Linked DNA regions of Homo sapiens: regions 1 and 2 are each linked to region 3. A link is a loop called in an ENCODE intact Hi-C map of the cell type or tissue named here. Cell type or tissue: PC-9. All regions are shown on one strand. Each heading gives the region's core, and the rest is flanking DNA. Links, peaks and the distances in the headings are about the cores only.

Region 1 (8,233 bases), core at 1,017-6,016, 510 kb after region 3:
CCTTAGCTTGAATACGTGTTTCTTCTTTTTGTAATCAAGGGCCACTTCGCAGACAGCTTCTTTCAAACTCACAGGGACCTCGCTGTGGTAGGGAATTCCAGAAGCAGCAGTCTTTGCATCTTTGTAGAAACCCATTTCTTGGTTATTTATGACACAATAAACATTGTGCCAGGACCTGTGCAGTTTAAAAAAAAGGGCAGGGGGAGATAAAGGCTCTACCACATTCCCCTTAAAGAACTAAACATTTCATTAACATGAAAATGATCCTCACACAACACAGTGTGACCCCACCCAACCCTCAACCTTCCTTATTACAAGCCCTTCCTAAATTCTGCTAACACTAAACAACAGAAAAAATTCCTCCATGGAGAGTTCAGGGACAGGGCACAGGGCAAGTGTTTGAGGACTATGTCTTCTCTTTCACTTCGGAGAAAAGCAAGTTACCCTCTTGTACTCTGAGCTCACTTTGATTGGTATTTAGTACTCTTTGCTGTAGCGCCCTCTTATGGTCATGAGCTAAAGGCCATGCTCCTGTCTGAAAACATGCCTGTCCTCCAGCAGCAGCTCCTCCAGCTGCGGATTCATTACTTATGTGACTTGGCAACTTGACAGAAAGACAGACCCAGAGCCATCAGCACTTACAGTACCTTTGGGTGAATTAGAATAAAGTGGCTTTTCCCCTATGGTATGGCAAACTGTCCTAATATACTAATTTTAACAGAACACCGGCCTGTATTACACCAGCATGTATTAATATATAAATCCCTATGTTGTCCTCAACGTGAATGGCAGTTCTTAGATGTTCTGATCCCCTCACACAGCAACAAACTGCACAGTAAGATATGGTGGTCCCAGGTGGTTGGGTTTACTAGTTAAGCACATAGGCTTTGCAGTTTCATATTCCAGCTTTGCCATTTACTAGGTTTCCACAGAAAGAAAGCTTTGTTAACCGCTCAGAGCCTCTGTTCCCCATCTGTTAAATAAAAAAATTGGGGCTGTTGAGAGACAATGAATATATATAAAGGCTGATATGGAGATCAGGGCAGGGGAAATGGTTAATGGCTTTTTACAAAAAACCCACAAGGAGTCCTAAATGAAATCAATCACTTAAAGTAAAGAAGACTCTTCAGTCTCAATCTAGCAAATTCCTTCTCTAGATGAACTACTAAAGCCCCTTCTAGCTACTCCCATCCAAACTCAACTCTTCTTCTCTCAGTGAATAACCAGCATTCTACTCCTGCTTTCCAGCGTCAGCCCAAGAAGAATGCAATGTCCAGGAAGCTACCAAAGGAATAAAACTACATGAGCACATACTTCTCTTCCAATTCAAGAGTGGCCCGCCTTATCCCTTCACAGGCTGACTTCCCATCTTACTGTGGCAGCCTCTGCTGCTGTTACCTGCTTGAGGCTTTCTTATTGTGGGCCTCCCACTCGTGTTTCCGATTGAGGAAGCCTTCCATCTGGGCCGAAGGTGTCTCCTGGGTTCTGGCTGGTAAGGTGGCGGCACTCTGGGCTGGGAGGGCAGTCTTGGCTTTACGATCAGAGGTCGGGGAGGGGATGGGGCTGGACTCTTTAGAGCTCGTCCTTTGTTCTGTAGCGCCGTTGACCATTTCGCTTGTGTCCACCGTTTCTGCCATCTAGGGACAGCGGAGAGGCCATTCAGCTAACTCCGTGAGCCATGGGGGTGACCACATACGCTCTACCTGACTCGCACATGTGGCTGTGTATAAATGCCTGGCACAGATCGAGGCAGTACAGTAAAACCATTGCACACCCACAAAGCCAGCTGGACATCAAGGACATTAGAAGGTGGGAATGGATTAATACCCGCCCATTTACAGGGAAATGAGAAAAGCGAAATGCCAGTATGAGTTTTACTGCACTCTATTCCTCTGATCAATAAATATAACTCAGATCATCTCCTCTTATGGTTACTTTAAAACAAAAAGACAACAGTAACAATCACACATATTAAATATGAAAGAGAGTGGACGTTATACAGCAGCCACCTTACAACCAAGGATGCCACCAGAAGGGCTGGAAGTTTAAGCGAAAGGGCATTCACAAACAGACCGATAGACAACTCTATCAGAGCTACATGGCATTCCCCCAGAGTAAGACAAGGAAAGACCTCGGTTCCTGAAAATGCTCTCTGGCTCTCCTCCCCCTCCCCTCAACACATTGTCATAAACACATGCAGAAATTAGGACGACAATCATGCATTTCACATCTACCATCCCAGTTAGACTTTGGAACTTAAGAGCTGGAAGGAAATGAGGCAAGTCAACAAACATCAATTTGACCACATCTGCCGAAGTTGTATCGTGAGTGGGTTGTAGTTTGTGTTAAAGGAGCTGGAAAAGCCAATCACAGTCACTCAACACCACACAGCTATTTACCCCCAAACAAAGACAGAACCAGGGCCTTCCCCATCACGGGTTGGTTGATCACGGTGCCTTGCTGCACTGAGACGAGAAAGCCCAGAGACAGCCAGGCTTCCAGCGGCTCTGACCCTTCAGGCTGGAGACGTCTTCGGGAGCGTTCCTTCCCAAGCTCATTTAAATTGTAACCCTCATGGCTTTTCGGCTTTGGAAATGTAGTAGGGTCTTGATTCATTATCATTTTCAGCCTGTGTACCATCAACTGTGTACCATTAACTGTAGCAGCCCCTGGCTGATACACCCAGGGTGTGCGATTAGCGAGTTACTAAAGCTGGGTGTGGCTGACACTTTAGTGGATTACAGACAACCTGCACCCCTCGTACACAGACAAACATGGAGAAGTCAATGGCACGCTCATTAGATACGTCGCCCACCACTGCTGCCCAAGACCAAAGTGACACCAAATTAGCAGTAACAACCTTGACAAGATAAACGGTAGACTGGCCACCACCATGTGAACACCTGGATCTGTAAACTCTTGGGAACTGTATCTCTCACTTATTAGGTCTTATCTTAATGGCTGGGCCCAATGCTTGATTTTGAACAAAACTAATTTTGGGGGGAAAAAGGGCTACAAAAAGCTCTGGAAGGAGGGAGAATCACAAGTTTAAGTTATGTCTATGCAAACTATCATAATTAGCATCAGGGCTGAGGGAAGACTAGAAACTATGCAGTTTAATGGTGGTTTTGATTGGAACCCTTTACCCTCATGGCAATGTGGAAAATGGATTATTAGGAAAAAAGACTTGTGGGGGTGTGTGTGCGCACAAGTGCTGCATGGTGATCACCAAGGCCTTGCAAGTGACAGACTGCAGACACGTGCTTATGAGCAACAGACTACTTAAACCATTCTCTCTCTTTTCACTTTTAAAGGAGAGTTGCAGGAGGGGAAATAGACAAAAAACAAAACCCTGAGTCAAAATAATGTGAGTGGACTTTAAAGGTGACAAATCTTCTCTAGTGTGAGATTCGGAAACTTCTGGTGAGGAGGAAGTATGAGTTTGGTCTGGAAGGCCTGAGCCAGGTGTGAGTCCAGAGAGACATGGGGTTAGTATGTAGAGAAACCAGGATAAAAAAAAATTTAGTGCTGCAGGTTTGACTTGAAAGCTGCTAGTGACAGCAATGACCTGGGTAGAGAGATGTTTCCTTGAAAACGGCTAAAATTTATCATACTTGGTCAGACTGCAAGGTAGATGAAGGCCAGGGAAGCCTCTTCTGAGGATAATTCTGCAGCAAAAATTTTTTCTTTAGAGTTAGAAGGAAAGAGAAAACCCCAAACCAGTATGCAGAGATCATTAATGTTTATGCAAATGAATCACTAACCAAGAAAACAAGGAAAATAAAAGGAACAAAATGAATTTTAATGGACATGTGCTTTAAGCATGCCAACAGACAGCACACCACTAGAGACACACATCAAAAGCAATCACAGTGCTATGATCAAATGATGGGTACATGTGAACACATCCCTCGCAACCCCACCCCCCACGTTGCTTCTCTTTAGCGATTAGTCCAGAGTGCTTTAGTGGCTGGGCACACCCGAGATACTTAAATCAGGAGGTGAACATGAATGCAACGTGACAACTAGTAGCACAGAAAACACCTGATTGGTATTCAAAGTGCACGAAGCAATGCTATTTTCAAGTTCACTGAGTCTCTGCGTCATCACTCAAAACAATAAAAATACTTTTTCTTCTCATACAAGCCAATTGTAATTAAAATTTTGTTATGACAAGCTACATTTAAAAATCTAGATAAAAATAGGCATGATAGCAAATGCTAAGAACATCATAGCACTCTTTTCTTGTGTGCTTATGTGGTTCCTTTTTTGGAGGGTCTTCTAGATACAAAAAGTGTCAAATTGGGTGTCAGTCCTGATGATACAAAATTTAAACACACACACATATATATATGAAAACATCACATATATACATATAGATCAATGAAACACAAAATGTAACTTGGAGCCACAAACACACATTAGAGCTCCCTAATGACCAAAGACAAAGCAGAAGTTTTTTTGTCTAAAATGAATTTTGATGTGTTTTAAGGCAGAGACCCAATAATGATGCATACTACCCCCAGAACATAAGAAGCTTGGCATCTATCTATATACCCATCTACAGTCAGAAGTAGATAGATATGTACATAGAGATAAGGAAAAACAAACAAGATGCTATATGACGTTATCCTGACAAAAGAAAAAAAAGACATGCATCATGAAATAAAAAGACAAATCAGACTTAACTCATAGAGAACACATATCAAAACAGGTTTCTGATTCCACTGACACATCTAAATATGGCAAAAGAGCAAGTGAATGTCTCACAAGGTTTTGATGTATAATATGGATTTGGTTTTGTTTTTATCGGTACAAGGAAACCATCTCTGTCACCAGCTTTTATTTCTAAGGAAAAGGATTTTTGTGAAAACATTTTCAATTCCTGCTGGTGGCCTGATAGATACCATCCTAAAAGCTTCCTTTATCAGAGAATTCCACAAAAAGTCTTGAGAAAATGAACAATGAATCAGAAGATTAATCCAAGATGTACAGTGGAGTTTGTCTACAGAGACACTGACATGACTTCTGAAGCCAGGGGGCATGCGAGCGCTCCCAGGCACGGTCCACCAAGTGCAACGTTCAAGTAATCAGGATGAACCACAATGGCTTCTGTTCCATTTGTTTGAAAAATTAAAACAGTTTGACACCCTGAAGTCATCGGCTGAATGGAGAGGCATGGAAGTCTGTGAGGCAAGCTTCTAAAACATGCTGAGAACGGCTGTCACCTGCCGCGTCCCACGTGCCAGCAGCACTGACAGGGAGCGAGACAGAGGTGGCGGCAGCAGTCAGCGGGCACTTTACTCCTGAGGCTGGCTGCAACATCTGTGCAAGGAAGCCTACAGTTTTCAATTCAGGACTTGGCAGAAAAAAAGAGAGGAACTAGTTTGTAAAAAGTAATAAATGACCCAAGGGTCTCAAAATGTATGAGATTGTGTGCCTAAAATTAAAATAGCTTCCAGAATATATCTGACTCCCTTTTTTGTCATCTTCAATAAATGAATGCATCTTTCATGGAATGTTACACAGCTGACTTTAGGTTTTAATCTTATTACAGAATGTCTCCCTCCTCATACACCAGTCTTCCTAGTTAATAGTAAACTACTATAGGTTAATAACATCTGTAAAGGCGGCTACATATAGCACAGTACTGTGCCCTGTTAGAATAACTGAATGTGTCATACCTGTTAGATTCTAGTTTTCTTCTTCATTATGCTGTAATCTCATTTAATTTCATTTCAATTACTCATGTAAGGGTTTCGCTGTAAAATCTTAATAAAGTAAAAAGCTCACAATAAATAAACAAAAAATAAGTATGCTGCTTTAAGGCAAGTGGGCATCCATCAGTTAAGAGACTCAAACATGAATTAAATGCAAACAAATATGAAACCAAGGAAGGCTATGAATTAAGTAAAAATTTTAACATTTTGGGTGAAGTGGAAGCCAAAAAGTCAAAACCCAGAGGATTTGGAAAGGGTGATTCTTGACAAATGGTAGTGAACTTCACAGTCCAGACCATGGCTGGTCACTGGCTGTCCGTCTGCTATTAAAGTTTTTGTAGTTTTGGTAGGTTTGAGAGCGGTAACTAACCCGTGGAGATCCCTGTTCAGCTGGCAAACCGTTTTGGGAAACTTGTTCTCCTTTTGAAGTATCCCTGTTAGGGAAGAGGGGAAAAGGAGGAAGGGAAAGGAAGAAGAGGAGAAAGAGGAAACAGTAAGAAAGGGTGGGAGAACATCATCACTCAATTTTATTACGTGCAACCTTTTCACATAATTTAATTCTTTTTAAATCTGAAACTTCCAAGTGTTTTAAATAGACTCTAGACAGAAAAATACGACTACAGGAATGCCCTATGCCCCGCTCCACCACATAAAGGCAGCATTAGAGGTTGCCATGGAACTCTTACCATAGCAAAATAATTAGCCCTTTGGAAGTAGAGAATAATTGCTGCCCTCTGTGTGAAGTTACTTAGAACTCTCAAAAAACGCATCACCACAAAATCACTGGCCTAAAATCTGGGCAGTTCACTCCATGCATTTAATCATATGGAAGTTCTGAGCATCCTGTGTGTGTGCACACAGGATGAGAAAGGGCACTGTCTACATTCTACTTCTGCCACCTACATACCTATGTGACTGTGGACAAATCAGTGCCCTCCAAGGTTATTTAGGGATAACTGTACAGCCTTTAAACAGTCTATGGAAGCAATCAGTAGGCAGGGCATGTGGTTAGGCCTAGCAATGCAAGGCTTCAGAAAGATGCCCCATAAACCTCATTGGCCACCGAGGCTAAGGGTCCAGCCTCTGGAGCTGCTGGGACTCACCACTGCTGCTGGGACTCGGCTTCCTCTGAAACCTTCGTGCTCGGCTCGGGAGAAGGCGGCCGCCTCTTCCTCTCCTCTTCCTCTTGCTGTCTGCGCACTTCCAGTAACTCCAACTAAGAGAAAATAGAGTGATGTTTGGTAGAGTCCCAAACTCTGCCTCTTTTCAGAAAAAGGTTCTAGGAACCCAGGAAGTCCTCCTGTCTAGTTTGCTAAACTGGACCACACTGGACAAGAAGCTCTAACATCCTGAGCCAAATGGAATTAGGTTCACAGGAACTGCAGCTACAACCTAAAACTACAGGAAATAGTCTATTCCATGGGCTGGCAAAATTCCTGTGAGTTGTTTGTAGGACCCCTGGGAGCTTGGGTTTAATTTCTAAAGTAACTATGCAACTCTCAACTCTGCTGAGGAGAAAAGTACCTGAGCCTGAGGGTTCATGCTGGACTCCCCAGGAGAGCTCAGACAAACACCAGGGACAGAGCTGCAATAATTCTCAAGGAAGCCGCTTGTGCTGTGGTGGGGATCTGTGTTCAGCCAAAACCCAAACAACACATTAAAAAGCCACAGAATAGTCTAACTGAAACAAAGCCATTTCATGAGTCATATGGATGTACCAGAAGTACTCTGTTTTAACACAAATGTATGCAGGTACATTTTAAACACCCAGAACTGGAAACCAGAAACACCATTTTTGTACACTGCAAAGGATCAGCTTTCTACCAGGAATGCAAAAGTCTTGGGAGAGGAAACACCAGTGCACAAATCCTATTCTAAGGCCTTTATGTTGACAGAAGAGGGGATCAGGACTGGGGACTTAACAACAGGCTAGGATTAAGCTTCCATTTGATGGGAATTCTAATTCTGAAATTCTGAAGAAAATTTTGAGGCCATGCCCCCTTGAGAACAAAGCTTTTATGAGATAGGGGAGAATGAAAGATTCGAAGAAAAAAGCAAACACCACCAATCAACCCCCAGGCAGGAAGCTACTATAAGGGATCATAAATCCAGGTGCCCAGGATGTGACTGAGGAGGTAACAGTCCTGACCCTCTCCCTAGGTCCTGCTCCACAGGAGCCACCCATTTTAAGATGATCTTCACTACTTGAAAAAAACCCAAAAAACAAAAACAAGCAATCGTGTGAATTCCCTGGTCTAAGAGGCAAGCAGGAAGAAAAGGCTGCCCAGGGCACCAACAGACAAAGGGCCCAGCGGCCACTTACTGTAGTCAGCCTTTCCAGGGCAGAGAACCTCTCATCCCAGGTTGCTGCAGACTTTTCAAATGCCTCGTGGCGCTTGATGAGCTTCTCCACCTCGTCCACGCTCTGGCCTATCTCTCGGCTGGATAGGTACGGCTCCTGTCCAAGCAGCCAGGCCTCGGCCACACTGGCGTCTCTTGAGAACTGATGGACC
Region 2 (8,233 bases), core at 2,056-7,055, 260 kb before region 3:
CTCACTGTAGCCTTGACCTCCGGAGCTCAAGCCATCTTCCTACTTTGGCCTACCCCAAGTAGTTAGGACCACAGACGTAAGCCACCATGCCTGGCTAATTTTTAAATTTTTTATAGAGACTGGGTCTCCGCATGTTGCTCAGGGTGGTCAAAAGCTCATGGGCTCAAGCAATGTGCCCACCTTGGCCTCTTAAAGTGCTGGGATTACAGGCATGAGCCACTGCACTAAGTCTAAGAAATGTTCTTGAAAGAAATTAACACGCAAATAAGAAAGTGAGAATGTGAGAAAGTGAGAAAGGCTGTTGCCAATATGGAGAAAGTTTTAGCGGTCTGGATAGATCAAACCAGCCACAACATTCCCTTAACTTAAGGCAAGAAAGTTAGCAAGGCCCTAACTCTCTTCAGTTCTGTGAAGCTGAGACAGGTAAGCATGCTGCAAAAGAAAAGTTGGAAGGTAGTGGAGGTTGGTTCATGAAATTTCATGAAGAAGCTGTCTCCATAACATGAAAGTGCAAGGTGAACAGCAAGTGTTAATACAGAAGCTGCAGCAAATTATCCAGAAGACCTAGCTAAGATTATTGATCAAGGTGGCTACACTAAATAACAGATTTTTAATGTATACAAAATAGCCCTCTATCAGAGGAAGATGCCATCTAGGACTTTCAAAGCTAGAGAGAAGTCAATGCCTAGCTTCAAAGAACAGACTGACTTTCTTGGTGGGGGCTAATGCAGATGGTGACTTTAACTTGAAGCCGATGCTCATTTAGCATTCCAAAAATTATAAGGCCCTTAAGAATTACGCTAAATTGGTGTGTACACCCAATCTCAGCTGGTCCACCCAAGACCCCCTGAGCACCAACCCTAGTCCCCCGGGTGGCCCCTTATCCACTCCGACAAGATGAAAGAAGCAATCATGAACCAGGAAAAACTCGCAAACTGCAGGCACAAGTGCGCATTGGTGGGAAAGAACTGCTTGCAGAAAGAAGGTGGTTCATAGAGCAGCCGCAGCAGATGATAAAAAACTTCAATTCTCCTTAAAGAAGTTAGGGGTAAACAATATCTCTGGTATTGAAGAGGTGAATATGTTTACAAACCAAGGAACAGTAACCACTTTAACAACCCTAAAGTTCAGGCATCTCTGGCAGCGAACACTTTCACCGTTACAGGCCATGCTCAGATAAAGCAGCTGGCAGAAATGCTACCCAGCATCTTAAACCAGCTTGGTACAGGCAGTCTGACTAATTTAAGGAGACTGGATGAAGCTCTGCCCAACAATCTGTGGATGGAAAAGCACCACTTGCTACTGGCGAGGATGATGATGATGAAGTTCCAGATCTTGTGGAGAAATTTGAAGAGGCTTCCAAGAATGGGGCAAACTGAATTGAGTCAACTTCTGAAGATAAAACTTAAAGTTACTGGGAGCTGCTATTTTATATTATGACTGCTTTTTAAGAAATTTTTGTTTATGGATCTGATAAAATCTAGATCTCTAATATTTTTAAGCCCAAGCCCCTTGGACACTGCAGCTCTTTTCAGTTTTTGCTTATACACAGTTCATTCTTTGCAGCTAATTAAACCAAAGAAACTTGGGAATCAAGTTTGAAACAAAGGTTAATAAAGTTCTTTGCCTAGTTAAAAAAAAGAAAGAATTATACTAAATCTACTCTGCCTGTGCTCTATTAAAGGAGCACCAAAGTCCACCTGACAGCACATCTGTTTACAGCATGGTTTACCGAATATTATAAGCCCACTGTTGAGACCTGCTGCTCAGGAAAAAAAAGATTCCTTTCAAAATAACATTGCTAGGGCCCAGTGCAGTGGCTCACGCCTGTAATCCCAGCACTTTGGGAGGCTGAGGCGGGTGGATCATGAGGCCAGGAGTTCGAGACCAACCTGACCAACATGGTGAAACCCCATCTCTACTAAAAATACAAAAATTAGCATGGCGTAGTGGCGTGTGCCTGTAATCCCAGCTACTCGAGAGGCTGAGGCAGGAGAATCGCTTGAACCAGGGAGGCAGAGGTTGCAGTGAGCTGAGATTGCACCATTGCACTCCAGCTTGGGCAACAGAGCAAGATTCCATCTAAAATAAATAAGTAAATAAATAAAAATAACATTGCTCACTGACAATGTACCTGGTCATCTAAGAGCCCTGCTGGAGGTATACAAGGAGATTAATGTTTTCCTGCCTGCTAACACAACATCCATTCTGCGGCCCACAGATCAAGGAATAATTCAACTTTCATCTTGTTATTTGTTTGGAGAAAAAGTCTCAAAGTGTTGTTTCCCTCTGCTCTCACACCACAACAATCAACACAGAAGGCTTCTGTGGCTAAATGTGTGGGGATTTTTGCCCACCAACAAGCAGTGAACACCAATCTGATACTACCTGGAGACAGATCAGATCCCACAGGTTGAGGGCTCAGTCCTCAAGGCTAATCCCCAAGCTTCAGACACAAGTCACAAGTCTGGGCCTGGTGAACTTCTGACTGTCTTCAAGTTGGAGTCCCCACAACCACTTCTTTGGGTTCAATTGATTTGCTGGAGTGGCTCACCGAACTCAGGGAAACATTTATTAATACATTTACTGGTTTATTATAAAGGACATTATAAAGGATACACATGAAGAGAAGTATACAGTGAGGTATAGGTGAAGGAGCACGGAGGTTCCATGTCTTCTCTGAGTGCACCATACTGTAGGAACCTCCACATATTCAGCTATCTGGAAGCACTCCAAATCCTGCTCTTTTGGGTTTCAGAGAGGTTTCGTTACATAGGCATGATTAATTAAACCATTGGCCATTGGTGTTCAATTAACCTTTGTCCCCTTATCCCCTCACCGGAGGTTGGGGGATGGGGTTGAAAGTCCCTATCCTCTAATCATGCTTTGGTCTTTCCAGTGACCACTCCCAACCTGAAGCTATTACTCAATATTAGCCGTACAAAGAGACAGCACTTTGGAGATTCCAAGGATTTTAGGAGTTGTGTGCCAGGAAATGGGGAAAAAGCCCAAATATACATTTCATGATATGACATTAAGAAATATGCTATAGCTGCCAATGATAGTGATTTCTGTGATGGTTCTGGAAAAAATACCTTGAATACCTTCTGGAAAGAGTTCACCATTCTAGATGTCTTTTCGAATATCCACGATTCATAGGAGGTCAAAATATTAATATTAACAGAAGTTTGGAAGAAGTTTATTCCAACCCTTATGGTTGACTTTGAGGGGTTCAAGACTTCAGGGGAGGAGGTAACTGTGGTGGAAATGGTAAGAGAACTAGAAGTGGAACCTGAAGAAGTAGTTGAACTGCTGCAATCTCATGATAAAACTTGAACGAATGAGTAGTTACTTCTGATAGATGAGCAAAGAAAGTGGTTTCTTGAGATGGAATATACTCTCAAGTGAAGATACCATGAACATTGTTGAAATGACGACAAGAACTTAGGATATTCCATAAAATTAGTGAATAAAGCAATGGCAGGGTTTGAGAGGATCGACCTCAATTTTTAAAGAAGTTCTACTGTGGGTACAATGCTATCAAGCAGCAGCTCATGCTACAAAGAACTCTTTTGTGAAAGGAAGAGCCAATCAATGTAGCACACTTCATTACTGTCTTATTTGAAGAAATTGCCACAGCCACCCTAACCTTCAATAACTACCATTCTGATTGATTAGGAGCCAGCAACATTAAGATAAGACCCTCCACCAGCAAAATAATTTTGGGTCATTGAAGGCTCAGATGATCATTAGCATTTTTTAGCAATAGAGTATTTTTTAATGCAGGTATATATATTTTTTTATACATAATGCTACTGCACACTTAATAGACTACAGTATAGTATAAACATAACTTCTTATGCACTGGGAAACCAAAAAATTTGTATCTCCTGCTTTATTGCAATATTCGCTTTATTGCAGTGGTCTAGAACCAAACTACTCCAAGGTGTGGCTATACTTAAAATCATGATGTCTTAATTTGTTTGCTTAAAATATATCTGCATGTGTATTCTAAGCAGATAAATCAAGACATGATTATTCATATTATTAGAGGTAAGTGAAATTTAGAGAGAGGTCTCCAGGCTAGACCATATTCATTTCTCTCTTTGAACTCCTGTGGTTGTTGCTGTCTACACTATCCCCTTACTACTCGAAGTGTAATTTCAGAGGTATTCCTGTAATTGTAATATAATGCCAGCATATGTTTTTTATGTTACAAAACATAACAAACATTATTTCAGGAAAATCGAAATACCATCAACAAATGAAATGTGAAATAATGCCCTTGATAGTAATTTCTTTTCCTTTCTACCAATAGAGGGCAACATGAACAAGTTGCTGACTTGATGGCAGTGTTCAAACCTCCTGTCTCAGCAAAGTTCAAAAAAGACAGTATTAAACTTGTGACAAACAAAAGCAGTAGAAGTTGAAACTATAAAACATTAGTAGGAGGAGCTCCTGTCTGGTTTCTCTGCCTACAGTCTCACCTCTTTCCAATCCCCCTACTATAGTGCTGCTAGAAATTTCTTCTAAAGGAGAAATCTGATATCATTCCCTTGATTTTTTTTTTTAAAGCTCAGTTGTACTCTACGACCAATAGGATAAAAGGCCAAGTTCTTTAGTGTGATATTTGGGTTTCTTCTTAATATGACTTTAACTTTCATTTCTCACCATTGTCCACATTTGGAAACTTCTTTAGCCACGTCAAGCTACTCATGGCTCCTCAGACACAATATACTCTTCTATACCTTGATGATGCTTTGCTTTGGTGGTTCTTCCACCTGAAATTCCCTGTACTTCCACTCCCCATTAAACACTTACTTATCACTCAAGGCCTGGCTCAAAAGTCATCTTTCTGTGGAGACTTTCTTGACTTTCCATTATTGAACCTTGTTTCTCCCACAAATAGCATATACTACAGATTGAATTGTTTTAGAATAATTAGTTTGTATTCCTTAGCAGACTACAAGGTCTCTGAGGGTTCATGTGTCAAAAGGAAATGTCTTATTCATCTTCATGTCTCCAATGCCTAGTATGCAGTAAATACTCATAATGTGTGTTTGTTGAATGAACAAAGAAAAGGAACTAAATAGAGAGTTCTCATATTGGACAAAACACCTTGTGTAAAATTTTAGACAGACATTGCAGCTAAGGCTTGTAGATGGTGCTTCTCACAAGATCAGGAAGCATCAGATGTTACCAAAAGATTATTTTTGAAATATATAGATGTTTTTGGAGAATTTTAATTTCCCTATTGCCTCTTAGCAGCCAGATTTTTTTTGTAGTATAGTTAAGATGGAGGTTCTTTGGTGCAGAAGTACAGGGATATTATGTTACTTACAATTTAGAGAAATCCTGGTTGCACGAGGTCACCTATTTCTAAGCCAGGTGGAATTCTACTTTCCTGCTTCTCTGGAGACAAGGGATGATCTACAGTCTGTGTGTACTTGGCATACTCAATAACCAATTCCAGTCTCATTTATGTCTGTTTGCTGAGATTAGCGTTCACACAGTGACGGAAGAAGAAGGTATTCCTTTCATGATTCTACCTCAGACTTGTACACTGCAATACATTTAAAAACACATGATGTATATACCAGTAAGTAGACACAGCTGATGTTTTGCAGAGGTGATCATTGCTATACCATCTGCCAGGTTTTGCAGTTGGTTTAAAAAAAAAAAAAGAAATTAGTTCAGCAGGATTTGCTCTTCACAAAATCATGTTGAGTTTTGCCAATTCTATGTAATTTGATATGCTCTTGCTAATTGAGTAAGAGAAAAATGCTTTCACATTGCACTGCAGGAAAAATATGGCCATTGTCCTTATGACCCTTGTTAAAAAAAAAAATTCGGTCATGAGTTAGATAGGGTTATAGTAAATAAAGGTGAAAATAAAAAAGACTGAGACAGCTGAGTAATTCAAAATTGTAACTAAATCAAAACTGTTTGTAGCTACCATAATAAAATTGATATACTACTGCCATGTCTTAAACTAAACAGAAGGAGGAGGTTAAGATCTAAAACTAAGAGTAGGCTGCCTTTTGGGATCGAAATAAATCCAGTCCAGAGCTTGGAGGTCTGTCTACTAGTAAATTTCCATAAAAAGTGTGTAGGAGTTTGTGATACATGACACAGATAGTTTCTTCCTAATTCAGAGTCGAAATCCTCACATGATGAATGTATTGCAAAAGATAAGCAATCTAGCTGATGATTAGAAAAAAGGATTTGTTAGGAGACTTTTTGGCCCTTTGTTTTTTTTGTTTTGTTTTGTTTTGTTTTTTGTTGTTGTTGTTTTTTTGAGACAGGGTCTCACTCTGTGGCTCAGGCTGGAGTGCAGTGGTGTGATCACAGCTCACTGCAGCCTCGACCTCCTGGACTCAGGTGATCATCCCACCCCAGTGTCCCCAGTTGCTGGGACTACAGGTGCATGCCATCATGCCTGGCTAATTTTTGTACTTTTTGTAGAGCAGGGGTTTCACCAAGTTTCCCAAGCTGGTCTCAAGTTCTCGGGCTCAAGCGATCCTCCCGCCTTCCCCTCCCAACGTGCTAGGATTATAGGTGTGAGTCACTCTGCCCGGCCTACTATGTTAATTTCATAATGATTGAAAATTAATTAATTCAACAAATTTATATATTCCACTAATACAGAGCACATACTATCTGCAAGACACTGCAGGACACTGATACTATATATTTGTCGGTTAAAATAAAATTGTTGGCCAGGCACAGTGGCTCACACCTGTAATCCCAGCACTTTGGGAGGCAAGGGCAGGAGGATCACTTGACCCTAGACCCTATGTGTTGAAGACCAGCCTGAGTAATGTAGTGAAACCCCATCTCTTAAAAAAAAAAAAAATTAGCCAGGAATGGTGACACACACCTATAGTACCAGCTACTCAGGAGGCTGAGGTAGGAGGGTGGCTTAAGCCTGGGAGATCAAGGCTGCAGTGAGCTGTGATCATGCCACTACACTCCAACCTGGGTGATAGAGCAAGACACTGTAAAAAAAAAAAATTAATACCTTGCAGCAATCGATCATAGATGTTGACCTATACGCCATAAATTTTATGGCAGTTTAACATTCTTATCAGCTGCCTCTGTCTCTTCATGACATTTTACCAAAAGCTTAAGCTTCTGTTAAATTGAAAATAATTGCCTTCTTATATGACTTTCAGAAAATCTACAGAAATGGTTCTAGGTGTTCTCCACACCTTTCACATGCAGCTCTGTGCTACACAGTCTTCTACTGGGGCTTCTGGTCCCACTGTCTTCTGTGCCCTGAAGGTTGACCTCTATGGACACCATCATATGGGGCTTCTTATTCTTTACTTCCAGGGGGTTCAGCCAGAAGGGAAGCACTGGCCTGAAATATAAGTGAGGAGGATGGAGAGATTGGGATATTTATTTGCCTTTCTTCTGCATCATGATTATGGCAGTGGCTCCACACTGTATGGACACAGTTCCTATTTAAAGACTCCTCTTCCAAGGCTCCAGGTCTTTCAGGGTTCTGGCAGCACAGTTTCCTCCTCTTGCCCCTTCAGGCCTAGGGGTGAGAAGTGCTCCTTGCTATCGTTCATCCTTGGGTGGTTCCCTGCCCCCATGTTCATTCACTTACCTTCTCATGCCTCTCTAAATCATTCCTTCATTACTTTCTTTTCACTTAAATGCTTTTTTTTTGTCTGAAGCAGCCTAAAGTTAAACACTTTAAGTGTGCCCTCTGCTTCCTGCTAGAACTCAAGAAGACTAGAAACAAACAAACAAAAATTTTATATACAGAAGAAAAGTTATCAATGGTAACATGCTGAAAGAATGAAAGCAATTCGAACTATATCTGAATCAACAGAGTAATGAAATTCAGCTTCCAAGGAGCTTGTAGACCATTTCTGCAATTCCAGAAGGTAACTATATACAATATAGTTGGATAGTTTATTTAATTATTTGTAGTCAGTTAATTCACAGGGAAGAAAGTCATTCCTGTTTTTTGTTTTGTTTTATTTGCATCCTATGCATTCAACAAGGATAGAGCCGCGCCTATTTCTTTGCCTATAGTGTATGGCTGCTTCTTGCTACAATGGCAGAGTTGAGTCATTGTGAGAGAGACCTTATGGCTCACAGAGCCTAAAATATTTACTATCTGGCCTTTTACAGAAAAAGTTTGCCGACCTCTGAACTAATTGATTGAATGATATATAGTTTGTAGTTTTATTTCTTTTGGCCTCATTTAGACACAGTC
Region 3 (8,233 bases), core at 1,691-6,690:
TGTGAGATATATATATATATATTTTTTTTTGAGATGGAGTCTCACTCTGTTGCCAGGCTGGAGTGCAGTGCTGCGATCTTGGCTCACTGCAAGCTCTGCCTCCTGGGTTCACACCATTCTCCTGCCTCAGCCTCCCAAGTAGCTGGGACTACAGGTGCCCGCCACTACGCCCGGCTAACTTTTTGTATTTTTGGTAGAGACAGGGTTTCACCGTGTTAGCCAGGATGGTCTTGATCTCCTGATCTTGTGATCTGCCCGCCTCAGCCTCTCAAAGTGCTGGGATTGCAGATGTGAGCCACCGCACCCAGCCTGTGATATATAATGTTTTGAACTGTAATATAAGCATCAGAAATGAAGAATTTCTAATTTATTTCAAAATTTTAAAACACAATTGAACAGTAATCTGAGATTACAATTGAACGGTAATCTGAGAGAACTGTGGACCTTAGGGTGACCCTAGTTGGAAGAGCAGAGCTCTTATTCTGGATCTAGTTTGGCAATAACTGTAAGTACAGGCATTGCTGACATCTCCCCATCCCCCAGGCCAGTGCCTGTCCTGATTTGCAGGCTATGTATCCCAGTTCTAAGAAGATGCAAAATGGAACCAAACATGGCCATTTTTAGGTCACATTATTCCAGGAAAAAGGAGTTTTAGTAGTTGTTGAATCTGGTCATTTTCAAGCAATTAATTGACTTTTTCTTAGAATCTATGTTGTTGTTTTTTTAAGTTACAAATTTCTTCATTAATAACAGCATGCCCTATACTATTATTGTAATAATAGCTAGGCTTTTTTTCATGGATTATCTCACTTAATCCTTATGTTGACTCTATGAGGTAGGTTTTGTTATTGTCCCATTTTATAGATGCAAAAATAGTATGTTTCCACAGAGAGGCTGAGGCACAGCTAGAGCTAAGTGATTTGGTTATGTAGTGACAGGACAGAATCTGGCATAGTAGGTATTAATTAATATTCCATTACCTAAGTATACAGTTTCAGTTTCTGTGTTGTTAACTATTATTTTTCCATATGTAAGAATTATATTAGTTAATGTTTAGACATGGGATATAGATTTTAATTACTCTTAGAATTTAAAAATTTTAGGGATGGGTCTGTAGTCCCAGCCACTCAGGAGGCTGAGATGGGAAGATCGCTTGAGCCCAGGAGTTCTAGGCTGCAGTGAGCTGTGATTGTGGCACTGCATTCCTGCCTGGGCATCAGAGTGAGACCTTATCCAATAATAATAATAATAATAATAATAATAATTTTTTAAAAAATAAAATGGATTTTGAAATGTAGTAAGAAAAAGGGAGACGAGGAGTTCAAGAGTAGCCTGGAGCAACATAGTGGGACCCCATCTCTATATATTAAATACATTTTAAAAACCCAAGGCTTTCAGAGTTCAAATTATGTTTCGGGTAGTCCTTGAAAGGCTCTCAGAAGTTATTCTGAAAATTACCTCTATTGTGGCCGCAAAATAATATTTTTACTTTAAAATATTTAGGAAGTTAATACCAAGTTTATAAATTTGAGAGTATAGAGTGGGGCATGCCTGTAATCTCAGCTACTGGGAAGGCTGAGGCGGGAGACTGCGTGAGCCCAGGAGTTTGAGGATACAGTACACAATCATTATGCCTATGGTGAGCCATGCACTCCAGCCTGGGCCACACAGTGAGACTTTGTTTTGAAAAAATTTAAGAATACAAATCATAATTGTAGCTTTAGATTACCTCAATGGTTAACTATTGGGTTAACCCAATAGAGATTAACCCATATGGAATTGTTCTTTTTGTGGCCAAATATAGGAAACTTCATATGGTTCCACCTCTGGCTACTTGAAATAGCTACTGGCTTCTTAAAGTTTTCATTTTTGAATTTCTAAATGCTTGATAGTTTTAGGAAAAAAATTACTGAGTTGCTTTTTCTGTGCAAGGCACAGAAAGAAAGACATTATACTCACCAGAATTTGGTCCAAATATGAGCAACAAGATATAGACAAACAAACTGTAGTATTAGATGGAGACCTCTAATACTACACTTTTCAGATGTGAAAACTGAGTTCCAAAAGAGTAAGTGACTGATGGAGCTATGATTAGAATTCAGGTTTCCTAGTAGCCAATCTGTATTTTTATTATACCACATTTTTTTCATTATAATTATTTGATTATGTTTTGGATACTCTTATGGGTAGTTTTCCTTTGTTTTTTGCTATGCTGAGCATGATTTTTTTTGACGGGGGCTAGGGGATAGTACCGTTGAGTTTAGGTTGGAGTGGGTCATTGAGGGCTTTGAAAGGATTAGAAAAACTGTTGATTGGCAGGTATAGACATTAGCTAGTCCTAGTTTCTAGTTGATTTATGATATTAGGACATTGAGATAAACTTTTTCATTTTTGCCTTCAGATGACCTGTTGCAGCTATTAATGTCATGTCCCCAAGTTGAATTAATTCAGTGTCTCACTAAAGAGTTGAATGAGAAACAACCATCTTTATCTTTTGGTCTTGCTATACTTCATCTGTTCTCTGCAGACATGAAAAAAGTTGGCATTAAGCTACTTCAAGAAATCAATAAAGGTGGGATAGGTAAGTAGAATAAAATGTTGTGGGAGAAATAGTAGTGGGTTATCTAGGGAGAGGTTCAAGATGGTTATGCATGAGTTAACTCAAATTTCCCTAAGAGTTCCTTCTTAGCAAGAGTTAACTTTAGGAGTTTATAAATGTAAAGATTGCCATGTAAATAATAATCTATTGGTAATAGGATATATTTCTTGAGAGAATTAGAATGAAGGGAGTATCTTTATGAAGCTTGAGGGGAATATTACAATAATTATGATCACTAACACTAAAAACTTTGTATATATTGACATATGTGTATATTTAGCTTTTATATGTATTTTAAATGTTATGTAGATATAAACTATATGTTTTAATTCCTAAACCAAATGTATGTGTATTTACATATGTTATTCACTCTGAACCTAACTCTGCTGTGAATTAGAGAATAACTAATTAGGCTGGGTGCAGTGGCTCACCCCTGTAATCCCAGCACTTTGGGGGGCTGAGGCGGGTGGATCGCTTGAGCTCAGGAGTTCAAGACCAGCCAGGGCAACATGGCAAAACCGTGTCTCTATGAAAAAGATACCAAAATTAGCCACATGTGGCATGCACCTGTAGTCCCAGCTACTTGAGAGGATGAGGTGGAAGGATCGCCTGAGCCCAGGGAGCTCAAGGCTACAGTGAGCCGTGACTGTGCCACTGCACTCCAGCCTGGGTGAGACACTGCCTCAAAAAAAATGAGAGAGAGAATAATTAAAACTCACTTTTATTTTCTTTTCATTAATTTAATATAGGAAGTTGAACAGACAACTTCATTTTAAATTACTTGAAAACATATTTTGGAAGATAACTTTATATTTTGAAATTATCATTACAGATATCAACTAAAATATTTTCATATAAAAATAATAATTATGGTAGAAATAAAATTATAGTGATGACAGTATTCTAAAAAGTGATCCTCTTTTATGAAGTACCATAAGTAATGCAGGTAATAGATAAGAAATGAGTTCCATAAATTGATAGATCACTAAGATATTTTTAAAAGTAAATAATATTAAATTTCTTTAACAAACAAAATGATTTTATTTCCTTAAGAAAAATATTTGTTATAGAAGCCCCATCATTAAGAGTTCTCCAGCTAGAGACAGGATAAAGAGTTTGTCAAAGAGTTTCTTCAGTCCTTGGGTTAGCTCCACTAAGGCATTTATATAAGTGTTTGAAATCATGAAAACTTGACCTATAGGTTTACAGTTATTTCATAGTTTCTAGTGGTGCCTTATAGACTCTGTGAATAAGGATGAGCCCACATTCATCACTTTCTGAGCTCCTGCCTTATAGCCTTCAACATCTGCTGCCTTAACAAGAAGGAGATGAGTGGAGATGTGAAATGTGAGAAGTGGTAGAGGGTTGAATTGAGACATGAAGAGGTTAATGATAAGGGAGGAGGAGAAGGAACTAACACGAGTACTTACCATGAGCTTGACTGAGCACTGCATGTTATATCATTAATCTTAGGGGAATCAGGTAGAGTTTAACAGTAACTGAGTTGAAATTATGTCCTTTTCTATTTTTGAAGAATCACTAAAGTATAGATTATCAAATAAGTGCCATACTATAATATTGTATTTTTTCCCCACAGATGCAGTAGAAAGTCTTATGATAAATGATTCCTTTTGCTCCATAGAAAAGTGGCAAGAAGTGGCAAATATATGTTCACAGAATGGCTTTGACAAATTATCTAATGACATCACGTCTATTCTTCGATCTCAGGCTGCAGTTACAGAAATTTCTGAAGAGGATGACGCAGTCAACCTAATGGAACATGTGTTTTGGTAGTTCTATATCTTAACCAGCTGAGGGAGCTTGTACAACACCTTATGTATGCTGGTTGGGAAAAACTGATTTTAACGTAACTAACTTATAAATAAATCTAGAGTAAGAAGATCTCAGAAATAAATCACACTTTTGTTATGATGACATTTAGATTTGTCTTTGAAATATTTATACTATTGCTTCCTTTTCCCCATATGGTCATTTCTTATATTGAATCTTGATAAAATCCAAGATTATAACTTTGTGTGAAACAGTGTAGGGCATTTTTATCTAAGGACATAAGCTAATGTCCAGATATATTACTTTCTGGTGATGTAATATGATAGCAAGAACTGAGGAAGGTGTGGGTAGTATCCTGTGTGTTAGACTGTCTTCCCAAACATGAAATGCTACAAGCCTGACTTGACCAGAAAAGCAGGAAATCATTTCAAGGTTGGACTTGCTGGCAAAAACCTAGAGTATAGTAATTTTGTACTGCTGATTTAAAGATGCGCCCCATGCTTTGATATATATAAATATGGCAAAGCTTAGGCTTCTAGTATAAAAGCTGGGACTCTTGGCATGTTATTACTTAGAGAGAAGACCAGTCGAATTTTGCATAGAAGTAGACCTGTGATACCTATAGGTATGGAAAATATGTCATAAGAAGTGGTTTTGGATTATTTCAAGTGTCTGAATAAGTATTTGATTGAAAACTCTGAAAGTTCTGTGCCATGGACAGGTGTAATATTAAAAATATTTAATGATTAGTATGGCATGGGCACAAATCAAGCAGAACAGATACCTAATTAATCAGAACAGCCTTTAGCCCTTATGCCACACCAGAGCTTACTAGCTAAATGTCATCCTTGACCATGGAACATGGTTAAAATGAGCTGCTGGCTGGGCAAGGTAGCTCATGTCTGTAATCCCAGCACTTTGGGAGGTCGAGGCAGGAGGATCGCTTGAGCCCAGGAGTTTGAGACCAGCTAGGTAACACAGTGAGATCCCGTCTCTGTTATTAAAAAAAGAAAAAAAAATTTCAAGTAAAAAATGAAAATGATCTGCTATTAGAATAAGAGCAAAGAGCATAACTTTTCCCATCCTAAATTTAAATTGAATATGTATTTTTATGTTATAGTGGAAAGAAGATGAACGGGGAGTCAGACAGCTTCATATTAAAATTCTGGTCCTACCTCTTACTCACTTATAAAATATGGGCAGTCTTCCTTAGGCTTGTTGTGAGGATTAGTGATAATGTATGTGTAGTGTAAGTGTATAACATGATAGAGGAACTTAGGAAAAGATAGCTGTAATTCCTTTGTAATCGGCCCCAGAAACACACATTTCTCTACTTAGTTTGTACTTACTAAATCCCATATGTCTACTCATTTGTATTTATATGTTTATCCTTCTTTAAAGTATTTGATATATTGGTACAACTTATTGCTGAGATTAAGTTATCTGTCCACACTTGTATTAGGGTTGCCTGGCTTATCTTATAAATTCAGAAGCATTCAAGCTGAGTTTTTAATTTTTCCATTTGGTGCTAAATAGAATACTGGATAATTATAATTCAGCTTTCTAAAACGTAGCATTTTTAAAGTAATACATGTGCATAGTTTAAAAAGCAATTTATTACTAAAAGCCTTATCAAAATAATATTTTGATTTTTGGCCTTCATACAGGCTGTTGAAAAGAGCAGATAAAGGATGGAAAAAAGGAATGGAAAGGGAGAGGTATTTCGGCAGCACTGGTTCTTTGTGTGCCAACGGCTTAAAACCTTTTTTTTTTTTTTTTTCCTTTGAGACCTATATGATTGATAGAAAGCTATTATGTGTCCATTGACAGAGCTTAGAAAAAAAAATGTCTTCATGAAAGCCAGGAGGATAAAGTAGGTATATAAATCTAGAGAAAGCTTAAACAGCGGTTGTTGTTGTTATTCTAATTTTGCCTTGTTTTTCCTTTTCTCATTATTACTCCTTCTCAGTTAGCATTGCCTTTGGCAGCTTTCCCAAGGAAAGTAAAAGTTGTCAAGTGAATATAAATTAAAATGCCTGGTGATGGAAAATGGAGTTGGGAGGAAGAGCAAGATTACAAAGTTAAATGAGGAAGGAGAAAGAATTGAGTTGTGAGCTACAGAGGGCTTTGAAGCTATAAGAGCCTCCATGTAAGCTACACTGAAGGAGGTATAATCTGGGCCTCAGCACAGAAACCTGCATTCTAGACCAGCCCCACCACTGTCTAGCTATGTGTCCTTTTCCTCATGCTTAAGATAAATTTATTTTGACTAGATACCTCCTCTTGTCATTTCCAACTCTAAAATTCAGTAATTCTGAAAAGGTACAAATTATTTCCCAATGCTTCTTGACCTTCAGCCTAAATTTCAAATACTACAATTCAACATCAGCATCAACAACATCTACCGAATACCTGTTTTGCACACAATTTCTGCTAGCAAGATTACAACCTTAATGGAAACACACAACGTATTTTAAAAGTTACTAATAATAATTCCTTAGCATTATCTAATAGCCAGTCCATATTCAAATTTCACCAGTTGCTAAAAATGCCTTTTAACATTTGAATTGTTCCAATGAAGATTTAACCAACGTTCATGTGTTCTATTAGGTCTTGCTGTCTTGAGCGTGTCTTCTCTCCTTTTTTCCTCTTGCCATTGATTGCTTTACATAGCAGTTGCAAAGCAAGGGTCATGATGAACTAAGTTTCTCTGATTTCATATTAGGTTTTCTTTCTACCATACCAGTGAGGAAAGGAAGATATTTCTTCCAAGGTCTGAAAGATTTAATTGTAACTAGTTACATTTTTGTTTATTATAGTCAAGCATGTATCAAAATGAATTTCTATTAAATTCATTCATTTGGAAAGGTTTAGAGATGTTGAACAGAAGTCTAGTCTAATGAAAAAAATTTTTTTAATATTTAGAACTTTTCCTAAATCCTGAATTAACTAAGAAATGACCATTAAATTAATCACTTTTTTAACTTTAAAAGGTGAAAACCTGTTACTTTTTAGGTGCCTGGAATTCTGTTGGATTGCTAAAGCATATGTTAAGTCAAAAATCATAGCAGAGGCCTTTTTTTTTTTTTTTAACTTTGTACATTTCATAGAAAGCTCATACATTTCTTCCATTCTTTCTCAGAAAAAAATGGCATTTAACAAATGTTCGGTGTATAAAGCTGTCAGTTTGCTAGTAGTTATAATTTGTTGTGTTCTTGAATAAAAATATATTGGGTACATAAAAAAGACACTATTATTTATATAGTTTTTTTAGTTTTTTTTTTTAATTGATAATTTTCTACAAGTACCCTCCCTACCTTGAGGATCTGCGTCTACCTATAGAGGTTTTGGCACTACTGTAAATGAGTGAAATGTATCACAGTCAGGGAAAGGAGGATCTGGGGACTTTTTGAAAGGGACAATTGTGATAAATTCCAGGCAACTTTTATTATGCAGGGCTGTGGACTCGGTGTTACCTTCTTGGAAGCTGGACATGCAGATTTGATGTGAGCAGTACTGTGTGGGCCAAACAAAACACATCTGCAGACCAGACTTGACCTGCAGGTCACTAATTTGAAACCTCTGTCCTAAACTGAGGCTAAATTTGATTTCTTGTTTCCATCAACTTTATTTTTTTTTATTTATTTATTGAGACAGTCTTGCTCTGTCACCCAGGCTGGAGTACAGTGACACAATCTCAGCTCACTACAACTTCCACCTCCTGAGTTCAAGCGATTCTCCTGCCTCAGCCTCCTGAGTAGCTGGGATTACAGGTGCCCGCCACCACACCCAGATAATTTTTGTATTTTTAGTACAAATGGGTTTTCACCATGTTGGCCAGGC

What was found. Hi-C counts contacts between places; a loop is a spot of excess contacts. Peaks named below come from ENCODE experiments on the same cell type or tissue, not always from the same donor. Only the 100,000 strongest peaks of a DNase experiment are listed, where the experiment ranks them.
Region 1: it touches region 3 in a loop (30-fold over the local background); 13 of 110 quality-filtered maps call a loop at or near these places.
Region 2: a loop joins it to region 3, with 5 times the contacts of the local background. A loop is called at or near these places in 2 of 110 quality-filtered maps.

What each region holds. Positions count from the first base shown.
Region 1 is chr2:54,657,857-54,666,089 of GRCh38, reverse strand. SPTBN1 (spectrin beta, non-erythrocytic 1) reads right to left here. Exons shown (of 36, transcript NM_003128.3): 30 at 8,044-8,233; 31 at 6,824-6,936; 32 at 6,091-6,154; 33 at 1,399-1,637; 34 at 2-175. SPTBN1-AS2 (SPTBN1 antisense RNA 2) reads left to right here. Exons shown (of 3, transcript NR_186176.1): 2 at 1,249-1,492; 3 at 1,642-1,918. Among named protein-coding and RNA genes, the nearest start is that of SPTBN1-AS2, 18 kb to the left of the region's middle. In PC-9, for the core only: no CTCF peak of the experiment used is centred there; no DNase peak of the experiment used is centred there.
Region 2 is chr2:55,428,295-55,436,527 of GRCh38, reverse strand. It overlaps the pseudogene BTF3P5. Among named protein-coding and RNA genes, the nearest start is that of CCDC88A, 13 kb to the right of the region's middle. In PC-9, for the core only: CTCF peaks have their summits at 4,109 and 4,308 (motif pointing right); DNase peaks (open chromatin) are centred at 4,347 and 5,800.
Region 3 is chr2:55,171,950-55,180,182 of GRCh38, reverse strand. It overlaps CLHC1 (clathrin heavy chain linker domain containing 1), which reads left to right. Exons shown (of 13, transcript NM_152385.4): 12 at 2,402-2,581; 13 at 4,197-7,636. The coding sequence ends at 4,393. Among named protein-coding and RNA genes, the nearest start is that of CLHC1, 56 kb to the left of the region's middle. In PC-9, for the core only: a CTCF peak has its summit at 4,423 (motif pointing right); a DNase peak (open chromatin) is centred at 4,412; H3K27ac peaks cover 1,509 bases.